Regions from separate parts of the Mus musculus genome. Here region 1 is linked to region 2. Evidence: chromatin loops called from intact Hi-C (ENCODE). Cell type or tissue: gastrocnemius. All regions are shown on one strand. Each heading gives the region's core, and the rest is flanking DNA. Links, peaks and the distances in the headings are about the cores only. Region 1 overlaps Scml4 (Scm polycomb group protein like 4). Region 2 holds the start of Bend3 (BEN domain containing 3).

Region 1 (8,329 bases), core at 151-8,150, 520 kb before region 2:
CAAGGTGGTTGTGGAAGCAGAAGTTGCCTGAACTGGGGCAGTGAAGCTTGATCAGTGCCAGCTGTGCCAGAAAGCAGAGAGAGGAGACCATGTGCTTACCTGGTTGTCTTGGTTACAGAGTCTTTGTGTGATAAAACACCATGACCACACGCAGCATAGGGAGGAAAGGGCTTCATTCATCTCACAGCTTGTATCCCACCATCCAGAAAAATCATAGCAGGAGCTCAAGGCATGACTGGCTTGTTCCCGATGGCTTGCTCTACTTGCTTGCTGGATTTCTTTCTTCCATTCTTCTTGCCTTTCTTTTTCCTTCTTTCCTTCTTTCCTTCTTTCCTTCTTTTCTTCTTTCCTTCTTTCCTTCTTTCCTTCTTTCCTTCTTTCCTTCTTTCCTTCTTTCCTTCCTTCCTTCCTTCCTTCCTTCCTTCCTTCCTCCCTCCCTCCCTGTTTTCTTTCCTTCCTTCCCCTTTCTTTCTCTCTCTTTCATTTTCTTTTTTCCTCTCACATAATACATCCTGACTGCTATTTCCCTCCCTCCTCTCCTCCCAGTCCCTCTTCTACACCTCCCCTCTCCCCCAAATCCACTGCCCCTCTGTTTCTCTTCAGAAGAGAGCAGCCTCCCAGTGATATCAGCCGAACAGGGCATAACAAGTTACAATAAGAATAGGCACAAGTCCTTATATCAAGGCTAGATGGAGCAACTCAGTAGGAAGAAAAGGGTCCCAAAAGCAGGCAAGAGAGTCAGAGAAACCCTGACTCCCACAAGAACACCAAGCAACCATAACACATATCATAACTAGCCCAGATCCATGCAAGCTCCCTGATTATTGCTTCAGTCTCTGTGAGTCCCCATGAGCCCTGCCTGCTTAGTTGATTGGGTGAGTTGTGTTCTTGTTCCTTGACCTCTCTGGTTCCTACAATCCTTCCTTCCCTTCTTCTGAGGGATTCCCTGAGGTCAGCCTAATGTTTCAGCCTAATGCTTTCTTTTAGCACCCACAACTATCAGCCCGGGGGTTGCAGTGCCCACAGTGAGCTGGATGGGCCCTCCCACACCAACCATCAGTCAAGACAATGTAGCACAGGCTTGCCCACAGGCCAGTTGGGTGGGCTCATTATCTCAGTTGAGGTTCCTTCTTTCAGAATGATTCTAGCATTGACTGAATTCACATAACACTAGCCAGCACACTAACCTTCTCCCCCAGTACCTCATCCAGTCTGAGACCCCATCCTCTGCGGTGGCACTGCCCACATTCAGGCTGGGTCATCCCTGAGGTGTGTCTCCTGGGTGATTCTAAGTCTAGTCACACTGACAGTACAAATTAGCTATACCATTAGTGGTATGCCTTTACCAAAGAGTCGGCAAGCATGGCGGGGGTGGGGGGGGGTGGAGGGAGGGCAAACAGGAAAGACAACCCCCTAAGGACTCCTATGAACCAAGGGCTGAGGACAAGGGACAGGTAGTGAAGTAACACCTTCTTCTTCTAATAGCAGGTACAGACAGACCAGACATGAACAAACCCCACCCCACCCCACCCCACCCCACCCTGGTGCTGCTGGAGGTATAAATGAAAGATTAGCCATTGTGCAAAGTCCAAAAGTGAAGACCCACCTCTGTTCTGCCACATTGCCATCTCCAGAGGACATAGGGAGGGCCCAGTATTGCTTGGCCCCACAGGCTACAGAGGCCCATTTTGCTTACCACTCAGCTCACCAGCCCCAGGCACCAATAGCTGTCTATAGCAGACCCTGGTCCACAAACACGAAACGGAACCGAACGTTAGCTAGAATTTTGAACCAGAATTTCAGTTTGTCAAGGATGAGAGCTCTCCCAAGCCTTCTTCCATGGGCAGCAGAGCACAGAGAGGCTGTTGCCCTTTGCGCCTCACTGACCAGCCACTCAAAGCATCTACCTGTCTCAGGGACACATGCGGTGGACTTCAGAGCACTAAGGACTCCATCTGGGAAAGCTAAGGGCTTGGGGGTGACCCAGTAGGCAGCACCAGACGGGCACTGAGTTTCACTGGCTCATGGTCCCCCTCCTCTGCTCACTCCCTCCAGCCCCGAGCCCCTCTCCGGAGGTGCAGGATACCAGGCGACCAAGCAGCAGAAACCCTTCTACCTGGACCGTGGAGGACGTGGTCCGGTTTGTGAAAGATGCTGATCCCGAGGCTCTGGGACCTCATGTGGAGCTCTTCAGAAAGCACGTATGAAAGTAATGGGTCTGAAGGGCGGGCCAGGGAAAGAGAGGCATGGACCGAGGGAGGAGATCGGGATCCTCCAGACGCTGTCACTCTAGACTAAGCTCTAGCAGTGCCCTTAAGTGAGTCAGAGATGGGAGAGACAGAGGCAACCATAGGCCTGGCAGAGGAGAGCCACTGACAGATTTGTGTTTTTAAGGAATATGTTTCTCTTCTGTTCTCTCTCTTGGGCTTTGCCTGATTTTTTGCTAATCCATTCATCCATCATCCATCTATCTGTCCATTCACCCACCCATGCATCATCTATCCACCCATTCACCTACCAGTCTGTCCATCCATCCATCTCTCCATCCATCCATCCATTATCCACTCATTAACTCATCCATCTGTCCAATCCATGCATCCATGCATGCATGCATCCATCTATCCATCCATCCAACCATCCATTTACCCACCAATCCACCCATCTCTCATCTGTCCTTATCCATGTATCTGTCCACCTGTTCATCAATCATCCATCTGTCCATCCATCTACTCACCCACCCATCTACCCATCCATCCATCCACCCACCCACCCACCTGTGCATTCAACAGTCATCTATAGAACCCTGCAATATGCCAGGCAAACTGTGATCCTGTGCTCTTACTGCTTAGACCAGTGGCTTTCAATCTTCCTAATGCTACAACCGCTTAATACAGTCCCTCATGTTGTGGTAACCCCCAATTATAAAATTATTTTTGTTGCTACTTTATAACTAATATTGCTACTGTTATGAATCATGATGTAAATATCTGTGTTTTCCGATGGTGACCCCTGAGAAAGGATCAATCGACCACAAAGGGGTCGAGACCCACAAGTTCGAAACCACTGGCTTAGAGGGTTAAATGAGAAAATGCACATTAATACGTTACATGAGGCCTCACTCATATACAGAGCCTTCACATCAATGTTATAATCACGTAGGCGCTTTTGAAATATACAAAGATAGTAAGTGGGGCAAACGGTAAGAATTACTGTTACCTGCCCAGCTTACGATATTAATTCTGGATTGGTAGTATAACGAATTGCTACAAATCCAGGGTCTTTAGACAAGAGACATCTCTTATCTCTATTTCTGTGGGTCTGGAGCCTGCCTGGATCTCAGGCGTTGGCAGGGATAAATTCGTGTCTAGGTGTTCTAGGGACAATCTGCTTGCCTGCCTTTCTCAGCTTCACGACCCTCTTTAAAGCCAGGATCATCGACCCTGGTCCTCCTCAGGCTGACCTGTCTGTGGCTCTCTCTGTCTTTACCTGGATAGATGACATATACATGAGATAGTAGGAATGCAGGCGAAACTGTCTGCTTCAATCAAACAAGGGCAGGAATCTGAAAGGTGCAAGGTAGCAACTGAGTTTCCGGAGGGGCTGGGAAGACGAGGGCCTCGTAGTTGCTTGCTTTGTTTCCAAGAGCTTTCCCAGAACAAGTAGTATGCGCGCTCTAATCTACTCACCTGTCCTTAAAGTGCCCCTGGAGCACCCGCGGGGCACCCACGGGGCCATAACTACCGTTTGGCTGCTCTGACTGTCCTTTGGCTTTCCCTTCTCTCCAGGAGATTGATGGCAATGCCTTGTTGTTGCTGAGGAGCGACATGATCATGAAGTACCTGGGACTGAAGCTGGGACCCGCACTGAAACTCTGCTATCACATTGACAAGCTAAAGCAAGCTAAATTCTAAAGAGTTGGAAACAAAGCCCCACATCTCCAGGTTACTTCTGCCAGACCAGCATCCGGCCAACATCATGAGTAGACTGTCCTCTTAAACGTCGCAGCCACAACGACTGTGTCTTCTTATAGAACGTGTGCATCCTTGCCTTTTCTAATATTCCTAGTGGCCCCTTTCAGACACTCAACCGTGTGCTAGACTTGTCAGAAAAATCACAAAAAGGCTATTACAGTGTTCCTGACGTGCTGGTCACTCTTTACGGGTGCTATTTGTGCCGCGACAGAGTGGATAACTGAATGCTGTCACACAAGGAGAGCCCTGGAGGGGGCTCACAAAGTCCCTGCAGGGGCTGTGGGGACGCCCCCAGTGGCGGTGGCAACTGCTCCCTGTTCTTGGGACCGATCAGCATGAGTTTCCCTGGACTCAGCCCTGGAAGTTGTCTTCTGATGACCACCTCGCCTTGCACTATCTGGAAAACTTGAATTTTTGTTGCTGTTTTTTTGTCCGTTTGTTTGTTTTTGTTTTTGTTTTCCGCTCTCGAAGAGAAAAGGGAAAGGATGTTTTGGAGCCCTAGCTACTGAAGTCCTTCCTTGCTCCACTAGAGGGCAGACTGCTAACGAGGTTTCGGGATGCACAGACTGCGTGGCCGGGGTAGGGTTTTTATAAGCAAGACCTCGCTTGCACAGGGACAGGGAATGAAGTCCACATTGAGCACCCCAGATTGCCACTTGGGAAGAAATCAGGCTCTGTCAGGCGGGGTCCAGCTCATATCCATTACTTACTGACTTACTCGGTACAAATTCCGAAGCAGCCATCTGCCTAAACAAAGACTGGTGTCCCTTCTCTCCCAGAGTCTCACTGAGGCTCTGATATGACGGCATGCTGAAGAATCTTGGTGACATTTAGCTATGGGTATTTCTTGAAAAAAAGGCGGGGGGCGGGAACTGTCTCGACAAAGTTTGAAATAGGACATACTGATTTCTAGTTTCATGGCTGCGTTCTTAGCTGTGTGTCTGTGGCTAATTTTTCTAGTCTTCAACAAATACGCAGACGTGTTTTTATTGGGTTTAATTCAATTTACAAATAGGTTTTTACTCTTCACTGTGAAGTAATGGGAAAAAATTGATTTTCTACCCTTTGCAGCTGTGTCCAGAGAGGGGGGTGGAGCCAGGGTTTCCTAGGCAGAAGGGTGACCTCTTTACTGCCTATTCTTTATGGAATCCCTCCCCCTTTGTTTATTCTCGATGAATAGAGAACTCATGGGCACAGCCTTTTCCTTAAAGGCACATCTGGGGAAGGTGAGGGTCAAGGATAACCTAGGGTCTCCCTTGACAATAGTATGAATTTTAGAAAGGCACCTTCCCTCAGGCTGCAGTCTGAGCAAGATCTCAGCTGGCAAGTGTAGCCAGACGTCCTGGACTGTAACAAGATAAATGCGGTCTCTCAGATGGATCTACCTATTGTACCAATCAGGTAGAATTTAGGTAAAGAGCACAGGACATACTCCATGCTGTGCTATAAGGGCCCACTTTGATGTTCCCTGTTTGTGGGAGTGTGACATGACCCTGCAAGATCTTTGTTACATATACACGGGTGGTTGGACTTAAGTAAGACAGAGAAGGAGAAAATTGTCCCAGAGCTTCCCACTGAATGGAACTTGATCAGGCTGTGGATGAGCCGGATGTCTGTTATTGCTAGCATGAGGCAGAAATGACCTTGAATTAGACCTTGGAGAGACTCTTTAAGATGATAAAGCAATGAGCGGACTCTGCCTAGAAGAAGATTTTTAACTCTGGGTGCTCGCTGCTGCTCTGAAGTTAGATCCTTGTCTCAGAAAGCATCAGGCAGTTCCCACATACAGAACTGCTTGTGTGAAAGCTTTGAGATTAGACCGGTCACTTCACACAAACGTTTGCCCTTCCCTGGAGGTTCACGGTGCCTCTTCCAGGGACACGGGCTCCTTAGTGAGTGGTGGTATTAAGCTTGCCAAATGTCCTGCCTAAACTTACCCATGTCTCACTGGTGCCCCAAGTTAAAACAAGGCCAAACAAGTCAGGGGAGGCCTCTAATAATTTTTGAAGGAGAGCTAGAACCCAGTTCAAGTCTGTGGAGGAACGGAGCTGTGTCCCCAGACATGATGTCTTATTTCACACGAAGCCTTAAATTAGCTCAATTGTAGAATTCCAGATATTTAAGGTTTGGCCAAACAAAACAAAATAAAACAAAACACCAAGAAGCAATCTCATTAGTCTTGGAATGAGGGGCTGCCACATCACAGAAGGCCCAGCGGAACCAATTCTTCTTGCCTGTTTTTTCATAGAATCTAATTAGTTGACCAAATCAGCATTGCAATACTGCAAGTATAATTAATTTTCATCCCTCTCAAAAATCTTGTCAAACAGCGCAGCTAAATAGCTTCTCAAATGTAAAACATGCAAGGCCACTTCCTCTAAACAGACCTTCCAGGGTCAGACCGTAAGGGTTACCCTGGCCCAGATGAGCAGGACTTGAACTCACACCTGATAGTTCACAGGCTTGCTCTTCCAGCTGCACAGCATTGCTTCAGCTTGGAGTGGATAATGATCACATTTTGCATAATTCCAAATTAAAGAGTGTGGGTGCTCATGTTCCAAACATTTCCAATTACATTTGTCTGTTAAACACTTGGGGGAGGGAGGTTTCAAGAGAGTTCTGTTGCCTAAAGCATTTTAAATGTTTTATGAAACACATTATTCCCTTTGTGAAGATTTTAGATAAAAGATGTGGCCTGTGTGTATGAGTCTGTGTGTGTATTTGTGTATCTCTCTCTGTGTGTCTGTCTGTGCCTCTGTGTGTGTATGTGTCTGTTTATGGGGCTGGAGAGATGACTCAGCAGTTAAGAGCACTGACTGCCCTTCCGAAGGTCCTGAGTTCAAATCCCAGCAACCACACCGTGACTCACAACCCTCTGTAATGGGATCCTATGCCCTCTTCTGGTGTGTTTGAAAACAGCCTACAGTGTGTTTGAAAACAGCTACAGTGTACCCAAATATAATAAATAAATCTTAAGGAAAAAAAAAAAGAGTCGCCACTTTCTGAAACCAGATCACTATGTTTATAAAAAAAAAAAAAAAGGATGTCTCTGTGTGTGTCTGTATGTCTTTCTGTGCCTGTCTATAAACCTGTGTGTGTATATTTGTGTCTGTCTGTGTGTGTGTGTCTATGCATCTCCAGATACTGGAGTTGAAAAATCTAAGAAGTGGTTGTGAGGATAGCAGCTATTGCATGTTCTCAAATATCTTTCCAGCTTTGTAGTGCAGAGGCGCGGCATGGTCTGGTGCGGCATGGTCTGTTACGTGTAGGCATTTCCTCTTATTGTAGCAGGGCCTGTTCTGTGCACAGCTAGATGACCAGAACAGTCCTGGTGCCTAGACTTGTTCCTCTGAATCAGCTGAGTGGAAATGTCAGGACCTGAGGACCTGGATGCCGCAGGAAAGGCCTTACTGGAGAGGCCTCGGCCAGGAACAACTGCCTAAGCGTTTCACTTATGTCTGCCAGGGAGGACATGGGCCTGTTATTTCTCTTCCACAGGATTGCCAATTTTTTCCCCTTTCAGAAATAAAAGAGCAGAGAGAACGCCTCAGCAAAACCTGTGCTCAGAATTGATAACTTGGGAAGAGATGCTGGGCTGAGGGTTTGAGAATCAAACCAGATGAACAAAATTATACACTTCTTAGGAAAACCGTACAATACCGTTTGTGCCCACCGCCCCTGCCCATGACAGCCAGAACCTGATGATGCCACAGAATAATTCTTTAAATTAAAATGGGTTTAAAATTAAATGTATATTCTTTTAGAAGGGTTTGTTGAATCTCTGAAGAAAACTAGAAACACCCAATGTTCTGTTGAACACAGTCATCATTAGAAAGTCTTGAAGGACCTTCTGATCTCTCCCTGAGAACTATTCTAGAGAGAGGATACCTGGAGAGCTATCCCAGTGCATAAGTAACGGGATATGCACTCAAAAGATAACCTACCCCACTTTCCCCAGTGGAGGCAGGCTCGAACTGTTTAGATCATGGATAAAGACATGTTTTGGTTTTTTGCTTTTGTTTTTTACATAAACACACTCAGAGCTGAGTCCCTGCTCTGCTTGTGTGTTGCCACATGATTTTGCTCTGTTCCATGAGAGGTCCAGACTGGGAGCCCCTGGGGGAATCCAGCAGATGTCCAGATGTCCAGAGGCACCAACGGTCCTGCGTCCTTCCATATTGCCAAGTTAGCACCAGCTGCCCGGGAGCCCACTCTGGGCTCTGCAGAGCTAGGGATGCTGGAGCCGCAGCCCCTTTGTGTCTCTCCCTCCAAGGCTTAGTTAGCCTCATCCCACAGGATTCCTTCACGGACAATTGGAAGCTGGGTTTTTGGAAATCTAGTATTTACTTGAAAGAGGA
Region 2 (8,329 bases), core at 228-8,227:
GGAATGGTGGCACAGGCTTGTAATCTCAGGATTTGGGAGGTAGAGGCAGGAGGATCAGAAGGTATGGTCATCCTCTGCTAGCATGTAGATAGGAAACTCTGTCTCAGAAAAACACAAACAAAAAGCTTTCTAAATAAGACTTCCTCAAAACCCTGGGTATGGTGATCTACAGCTTTTATCCCAGCATTCCTGAGGCAGAGGCAGGTGAAACTCTTGAGTTGGAGGTAGTTGGAATTGAGCCAGGCCAGCCAGTGAGACCCTGTCTTAAAAAAAAAGGGGGGGGGGGCAGAGGGGAAGCAACCAAAGAAATGGCTTGGCACCCATAAGGAAGTTCACCACTTTTTTGTTTAGTTCCAGGGGATCTAACGCCCTCTTCTGGCGTCTGTGAGCACTGCATGCACTTGTACTTTGCTGAAGTCAAAACATAAAAATAAAATCTAACTCCCTCCCCTCCCCCCAAACCAAGCCGATCTCCCCAAAACGGAGAGATTCCTTTTACTTTTCTTATTTTCCCCCAAACTCTCAAAGCAAGACTGGCCTTAAGCCCACAGTTTTATGTTCCCTACTGTGGCATGCTGGGATTATTTGGAGAACTGGATTGATTTATTTTAATATTTTGGGTTTTTAGTTTAGTTTTTGTGTTTTCAAACAGGGTTTCTCTGTGTAGTTCTGACCATCCTGAAACTGTCTGTAGACCAGTCTTCAACTCAGAAATCAGCCTGCCTCTGCCTCCCTAAGCATTGAGATTAAAGGTGTGTGCGACTAATGCCCCATCAGATTTACTTTTGAGCACACGCACACATGGGAACGCAAGGGGGAAAATATGGCTTGGTGATTATGGTCACTTTCTGTCCTTTCATTGGACCAACGTTCATTTCTGCACCCACATTCAGTGACTTAAAACAGCCTATAAGTTCAGCTCTTCTGTTTCCTTAGGCACCCCAACACATGTGGTTTACAAAACACATATACATACACATGAATTAAAACAAACAAACAAACACAAAATGCTCATTAAAACATGAAACAAAACTCAAGAAGAAGGAAGACCAAAGTGTGAATAATTCGATCCTTCTTAGAAGGGGGAACAAAATACCCACGGAAGGAGTTAGAGAGACAAAGTGTGGAGTAGGGACTGAAGGAATGACCATGCAGAGACTGCTCCATCTGGGGATCCATCCCATAAACAACCACCAAACCCAGACACTATTGCAGATGCCAATAAGATTTTGTTGATTGGAACCTGATATACTGTCTCCTGAGAGGCTCTGCCAGTACATGACAAATACAGACGTGGATGCTCACAATCATCCATTGGATGGAGCACAGGGTCCCCAATGAAGGAGCTAGAGAAAGGACCCAAGGAGCTGAAGGGGTTTACAGCTCCAAGGGAGGAACAACAATATGAACTAACCAGTACTCCCAGAGCTCCCAGGGACTAAACCACCAACCAGAGAGTATACATGGTGGACTCATGGCTCCAGCTGCATATGTAGCTTAGGATGGCCTAGTTGGTCATCAATGGGAGGACAGGCCCTTGGTCCTGTGAAGGTTCTAAGCCCCAATATAGAGAGATGCCAGGGCCAGGAAGTGGGAGTGGGTGGGCTGGGGAGCAGGGGGAGGGGGAAAGGGATAGAGGGAGGGAGTTTTTGGAGGGGAAACCTGGAAAGGGAATAACATTTGAAATGTAAATAAAGAAAATATCTAATAAAAAAATAAAAAAACATGAAACTAAGTTTCTTTTATAGATAGTAATGTAGTCCATTTCTGTTAATTTTTTTCACACCCCTTTAAAAAAAAAAAACTTTTTGTTTTTGGAAACAAGATGTCACCATGTAGTCTAGCCTGGCACTTTCTAAAGAAAAATCCCACCACCTTTGTCTCCAATCTGCTGGGCGCAGAGGTGGGTAGCCCCATGGCAACTCTGCTAATGACTTAGTGGGGACACACAACAAACTCCACTTACCTTGAAAGCTAAACCCAAACCAAAACAAAACACCTAGTATCTGACCCAAGCTTAGGTCTCTAACAAAGAAGAGATGATTTATTTGTCTTGGACACTTGAGTTCTCACTGTGAATAGTTGGGCAAAGATAGATCCTGTCACAATTCAGGAAATTTTTCTTTTTAAAAACTGAACACGGCCATTTTACATTCTTAAAGCAACGCAGCAGAGCGGTTTAAATGGAAAACGAGCTTAGATGCTAACTGTTCCCGACTCTTCTGGGAAATCCGACAAAACTAAACTAATGAAACGCAACGTCTCCTTTTATAATTCTAACTGTCACATTAAATTGAAGGTGAGGACAAAACTGCAGCATCTGTTAACGCAGCCGAGGGAAGAGTTGTGCTGCGCATGTCACTTAATGCACAAGTGCAGAAGTCAAGTTCCCTAACGAATCCAAGTGCTTCCACTTTGTCTCCAGGGAATGTATAAATTAACCATTCCCCCTCCCTTCCTCCCTCCTCCCTATTTTAAATGTAGATAGGGCGACCCTAGCCTTTTGAATTTGAAGGGCTGCTATCTCGGGCCCATTCTTTCCATCATCCTGTTTTGAATGACACTGAGCACGTATAGATTCTCTTATAAAAGCACCCCTAGGATGCTGGGCTCCTTTCTTCAAGCTGCTAGCTAATTTTGCATAGCAATTAGTACTGACTTCTCCAAGTCTGCAACCCAAACACCTCTCCAGAACGTTCCACAGTCCCTCCAAGGTCCAACTCTGCGCCATTAGATTTCAAACCAGAAGGCGAGGAACTTGCGTAATGATTAAATTCCCAATTTGTGTGAAGACACAATAATCTCTGACTACGCGTTAATTCCAACCTTAGGCCGCGACTGGGCAGCTAGGAGCCAGCATGTACGTCCTTTTAAAATCTATTCTACGTATTCACTGACCGCGCCGGGCCGGGCCACATGGTCCTCTCTCGCAGCCAGTCAGCTGTAGGCAGCAGATGGGATCATTTGCATTTTTCTTTTTAGACATTTTTTTTCCATCGGCAAATTAAAGGATTAAAAAAATTTTTTTTTCCGTTCTCATTGTTTACCAAAACCAGGCACGCAGCTTAAAAGTTGACTTGGGCTTTTCTTTTCCCTCCACCCCCACCCCAAGTCCCCGAAAGTTGGAGAACTGCGAGGGGTTGGTTTCTTATTTCTCAACTCCGACTCTGCAGTCCGGGAAACTAGGAGACGGTCGGTCTTAACTAACTCGGCGACTGGAGTCTCCCAGTTTTCCGCGCTGAGCCCCGTGGCTCTGAGTTGGTGGCATGAGGGTCCCCAAGCGCGTGCTTCGCTCCGCAGCCTCAAGCGGCAAAACTTGGGCTCTCGGAACTCAGGCTTTACGGGAGAGGGCGGCCACCCTGCCGGGGGAGTGGCCAGGGCTCCCCCAGAGCCCGGGGTCGCTCTCCAGTATACCCCCCCAACCACGAATCCATGCAGAACTGGAGGGGGGGCGCACCCCGAAGTCTTTGTGCCCGGCGTGGCACGGGAAGGTCCGTGCGATGGTGCGGCGCCACAGCCGAGCGCCCCAAAAGCGGGGGGCGCGGGCGGAAAAGACACGGCGCGTTGCCTCCCACCCCCACCCCCCGGGGTTAGAGAAAAAGTAGAGAAAGAGGCGCCGGGGCCACGCTCCAGCCCGGAGAGCACGTAGCCGAGAATGCCGCGGGGCGCTTTCCCGTGGGTGAGAGCCGCCCTGGTCCGCCGGCAGCCGGCGCGGGCCCACGTGGAGCCGCGCTGTGCAGGCCGAGCGCACCCGCCCCGCAGCGCGCCCCAGCTCCCCGCCGCGGTCGCTCACGCCCGAGCGCCGCCGCCGCCGCCGCCGCTGGTCCCGCGTGTGCCCCGCTGAGGGGGAGGGGCGGCGCGGTGGGGGCGGAGGGCTTGAGGTTCCACTGCAGCGGGGGCTCCTGTGTCCTTGTGCGGAAATGACACACGGAGTCCCGTCACGTCACGCGAGAGCGCAGCGCACGGACACACACAAAGAGAGGGGAAAATACACGGCGCCCGCCCGCCCGCCGCCCCCAGCCAGTCGGCGGGGCCGCCCCGGCCAGGCCCTGCGCGCTCGGCCCCCACTGCGGCCCGCGCGCCCGCCCCCCGCACGTGGCGCCCGAACTCGGCGCGGGTCCCGCTCCGCAAAGTAACAACTCTCGTCCCAGGTGAGTGTGGGCCCCGGTCGGGGCCGCCTGCGAGCGGCTCGCCGCCTCCGCGCGGGCTGGAAGGGGGAGCGGGCGCCCACGGGCTCGTCGCGCCCCATTGTGCCGCGCGCCCCTTTGTGCCCGCTCGGAACGCCGCGACTCCATGGCGTTCCGGGAGCACGCGCGCCGCGGCCAGGGAGGAGGAGGAGGGAGGGGAGGACGCACGGTGGAACGGTCCGCGCCGCCGCCGCCAGGCCGGCCCCACTCGCGCCGCGCGCCGGCTCTCCACCCCCGGCGGGCCGGCGATGGAGCGGCCGAGGGCCGCCGGGGAGCAACTGCGCGGCGCCGGAGCGCTCGCGTTCGACCGGCCTGTGGCGGCGATGGAGGGGTGTCAGAGGGAGCAGAAGGGCGGGGAGCCAGAGGCCGGAGAGCCGCCGCTCGGAGGGACGCTGCCCCGGGGAGGCAGCGGAGGGAGCGAGGCTGCCGGCGGCTGGGAGCGGGGTGCGGCGAGCCCCGCCGCCAGGGGGCGCGGCACCCTCCCGGGCCGTTCCACGGCGCTCCGTGGTTCCCGCTGCCCGGCTGGAGGCGGGTCCAGCGCGGCGCTCTGGGTGTGCACCCCAGCGAGCGCGAGGCCTTCCTGGCGGGCGGTGGAGCCGGGCCGGGGCGCTCGCCGCCCCTCGTGACTTGTGCCCGCCACGATCGACGTAATTTCCCACGCAGACTTGGCTCGGGCTGTGAGGCGCGGAGTTGTGAAGGCCTTGTGGGCTGGGACTCAACTCATCTGAGTTCTTTTTTTCTTTTTTTTTTAAGTTTGTCCTAAAGTAGAAGTTTGATCGCTCAGGTGGCCCGCTTGGGAGTATTTTGGAGGTGGAGGCCAACCAGAGATGCTCAGAATTAATGTTCACTGTTTGGAAGTCAGAGAACTTCCTTTTAGAAGTAACTTTTGAATGTTTTCCTACAAGTAACACGTCACTGAGTAGAGGGGAGGGTGCCAGAAATCTATAAAGACCCAGAAAACCCAGGCGAGTGGGGAACGTGTGGAAATGTCCCAGATAGAGGTTTTAGGTTTGTCTCTGTTTCGGTTCCATGCCTGCAGTTTTTCTCTTTTTGCGACTTTCCACTTTTAATTCATAGGTGTTTGGGTTTTGTTTTTAAGCTTCATTTTCGGTGTATGTGTTTTGACTGCATATATATGCGCCATATCCATGCCTGGTCTCCTAAGAGGTCAGAGGAGGGCATCGGATTTACAGATAGATGGTTGGGAGCAGCCACGTGGGTGATGGGAACACAACCCACGACCTCTGCAAGAGCCACAAGTGCTCTTAAACGCTGAGCCATCTCTCCAGCCCCTCGTTTTAGAGTTTCATGTGTAAACCTTACAGGACTTCAGCTTCCTCGAATACTGGGATTTAGCCAGGATTTTTTTGTTTTTTTGTTTTCCTTTTTTGAGACAGTCTCCTGTGGTCCCTGCTGGCCTCAGACTTTTTTGTTATATAGGCCTGCGTGATCCTGAACGCCTGTCAAGTTACAGGAGTTACATACTTGGGATTACAAGTATGTGCACTGCACCTAATTTTTGTGGTACTTGATCGAAATTACGACTTTAGTTACGGTAGGCAAACATTTTACCAACTAAGTTACATCCCCAGCCCTAAGAATTATTTTTGCATTTTTAAAAATCTAAACTTTTATATATATTCTCATGTGAGACCAAGACACACCAAGAACCACTTTGGGCTTTACTAGAGATGCCTTGTTTGTTTGTTTGTTTGTTTTAAGTCTACATTTCACTGTAGCTTTGAATGGCCTGGAGCCTGAGATTTAACAAGGCTGGCCTTGGAGATCCAGCTGCCTAAACCGACCAAATGCTAGGATTAAAGATCTGTCCCACCACACCTGGCATTTTGTTGTTGTTGTTTGGTCTTGATACCGAGTCCCTAAATTCTGTCCCGTCCTTGAATTGCTATGTAAACCAGGCTGGCCTCAAACTTAGAGATCTGACTGATCCTGCCTGTAGGGGGTGGAGGTGGGATGGGGGTGGGGGAAGGTATTAAAGGTGTCCACACCACCTGGCTTTTGTTGTTTTCTCAGACTGGGTCTCACTATGTATCCCATACTGGGATGGTCTTTTGGTTTCTCTGTAGACCAGGCTGCCCTAGAACTCAGGGATCCACCTACCTGCCATCTCCATCTCCGCTTTCTCCTATCAGTGTTGGAACCAAAAGAATGAACCACCATGACCATGTCAGAGATGCTGTTTTAGTGAAGTTAAACAGTAAAGTTAGCGTTCTTTCTCCACACACACAAGAAGTAAGACCAGTTAGCCACGAAGACAGAATACAGACTAGCCAGCATTCCAACCGTCTGTTAGAGATTGATAGGTTATCTGGGGACCCTTGGGGGCACCAAAGGTGGGGGCAGAATATTTAGGAACAGGAAAATTGGACTCAGCCCTGACAGAGGTTTGATTGGGTGAGGATTAAGCTCCTGTAGGAGACCCATCTACAGAACTGCCTAGAAATGCATTAGCACCTGTAATAATAATTTATACAAGAGACTAGGGAATGGCGTGTGTGTGTGTGTGTGTGTGTGTGTGTGTGTGTGTTAATTTTTATAAGTGAGACTATGCTTGCTATTCTAACCATTCTGTACCCACTATTGACATCTCTGTTTTAGAATTAGTTTTTGGAGTAGTAGAACTTTAGGACTCCTTGGTGTTTAGAGGGATATAGTCATGCTATCTTTTCTAGCCCTTGGCCAACCTGGAACTTGCTGTGCAAAACCAAGCTGGCATTCCTCTTGTCCCTACTTCCTTAGGGCAGGGATTATGGAAATGTGCTATCACGCCTATTTGGGTGGTGGTGGTTGTCCTCTGAGACAGGGTTGCAGGTGTTTAAACTGGCCTTGCACTCACTATATTGCCAAACCCAACCTTGAATCATCTTCCACACATGCACCCTGGTGTTGCATATGGAGCTCCGAGAACTGCTTACAGGAGTGAGTTCTGGAGAGTAAGCACCGGCCATTGCGCTTGGCGGCAAGCCCCTTCATCTTAGCCATCTCTCCTAGATAAATCACACACATACACACACACACACACACAGACACACACACACACACAAAAGCATTCACTGACAAAAATGGGTGGTTTTGGTCTTGTGAGCATCACTGTGCATTCTGCCCTTTCCTTTCAGAGCTGACAGGACCTTCCTTCCCTTTTGTGACTGAGGCTCCAATATAGCATTGCTTTGATTGTCACTTGTGAGTTCTGGACCTAGGTGCACACAAGTCAAGTCAAGGGCTCTGCATTTTAGCCCTCAATGTATCTCAAATGTGTAAAACAGGGCACTGTTTCTTCAGGAGTGGTTCGTGCCTGTGCCTGGCATGTTAGTCAGAATTTTGTCTGAAAAGCAGACTTATATATATTTAGAGCTAAGGTTTGCTCAACAACTGCTTTATTACAGCTCTCTGACTTGTTTCTTTTTTATTTATTTGGGGGGTGGGTTGAGACAGGTTCTTGTCATGTGGTGCATCTCCAACAGACAGTTCTCCTTTGTCTTCTTCTTAAATACTGGGATCGCAGGCACACAGGCCCATGCAGTTCAGACCCTCTTTTTCTCTTTCTGCTCAGGGTCTTTTCTGTGTAGTGCAGGTCAGGCCGCTCTAGAACCCGTGGTTCTCGTGTCTCTGCTTCCTCAGTGATGACATTAGTTAGATTTAAGTCCCCTTAAATTTGAAGGGAACATTGTTTGAGACAGAGGCTCATTCTGTATACAGGCAGGTCTTGAACTCTTGGCCCAGAACTCTTGGTCAACCTCTTAACATTTTTTTGTTTTCTGCCAATGGCCCCTTTCTCCTTTGCCTGTCAATTTTTCATTTATTAGCGATCACCAGGGTGGCGGCATAGATCCCTCACATGCAAGGACTGTTGGTTTGAGCTTGGGGCAAGTGCCTGACCAGAGCTTGTCTGGAGCAGCCGGGCTGTGCCCAGACGCTAGTTAACCAGCTCCTGTGCTCCCAAGACCGGACACTTGAAAAAGTGGAAAACACAAAGGAAACTCTGCTTTTGACTCTTAGGAAAGTGAGTCCCCTTTGTCCAGCCCCGGAGTGGGTGCTGGAGCATGCTGCCTTTCCCTCCTTGATGAACCAGTTTCTAGATGCCAGGTCTGAGGGTGAGCCCTTCCTGAGGCAAAGAGACC

What was found. A loop is a pair of places that touch in the nucleus more often than their neighbours do. Peaks named below come from ENCODE experiments on the same cell type or tissue, not always from the same donor. Only the 100,000 strongest peaks of a DNase experiment are listed, where the experiment ranks them.
Region 1: it touches region 2 in a loop (2.9-fold over the local background); 2 of 42 quality-filtered maps call a loop at or near these places.

The regions. Positions count from the first base shown.
Region 1 is chr10:42,953,834-42,962,162 of GRCm38, forward strand. It overlaps Scml4 (Scm polycomb group protein like 4), which reads left to right. Exons shown (of 9, transcript NM_172938.3): 8 at 2,056-2,201; 9 at 3,786-6,949. The coding sequence ends at 3,911. Among named protein-coding and RNA genes, the nearest start is that of Gm5079, 33 kb to the right of the region's middle. In gastrocnemius, for the core only: a CTCF peak has its summit at 4,474 (motif pointing right); DNase peaks (open chromatin) are centred at 4,273, 4,519 and 8,108; H3K4me3 peaks cover 936 bases; H3K27ac peaks cover 2,036 bases.
Region 2 is chr10:43,475,222-43,483,550 of GRCm38, forward strand. It overlaps Bend3 (BEN domain containing 3), which reads left to right and starts at 3,919. Exons shown (of 4, transcript NM_199028.2): 1 at 3,919-4,151. In gastrocnemius, for the core only: CTCF peaks have their summits at 376 (motif pointing left) and 4,631 (motif pointing right); DNase peaks (open chromatin) are centred at 332, 2,892, 3,378, 3,942 and 2 more places; H3K4me3 peaks cover 3,495 bases; H3K27ac peaks cover 4,323 bases.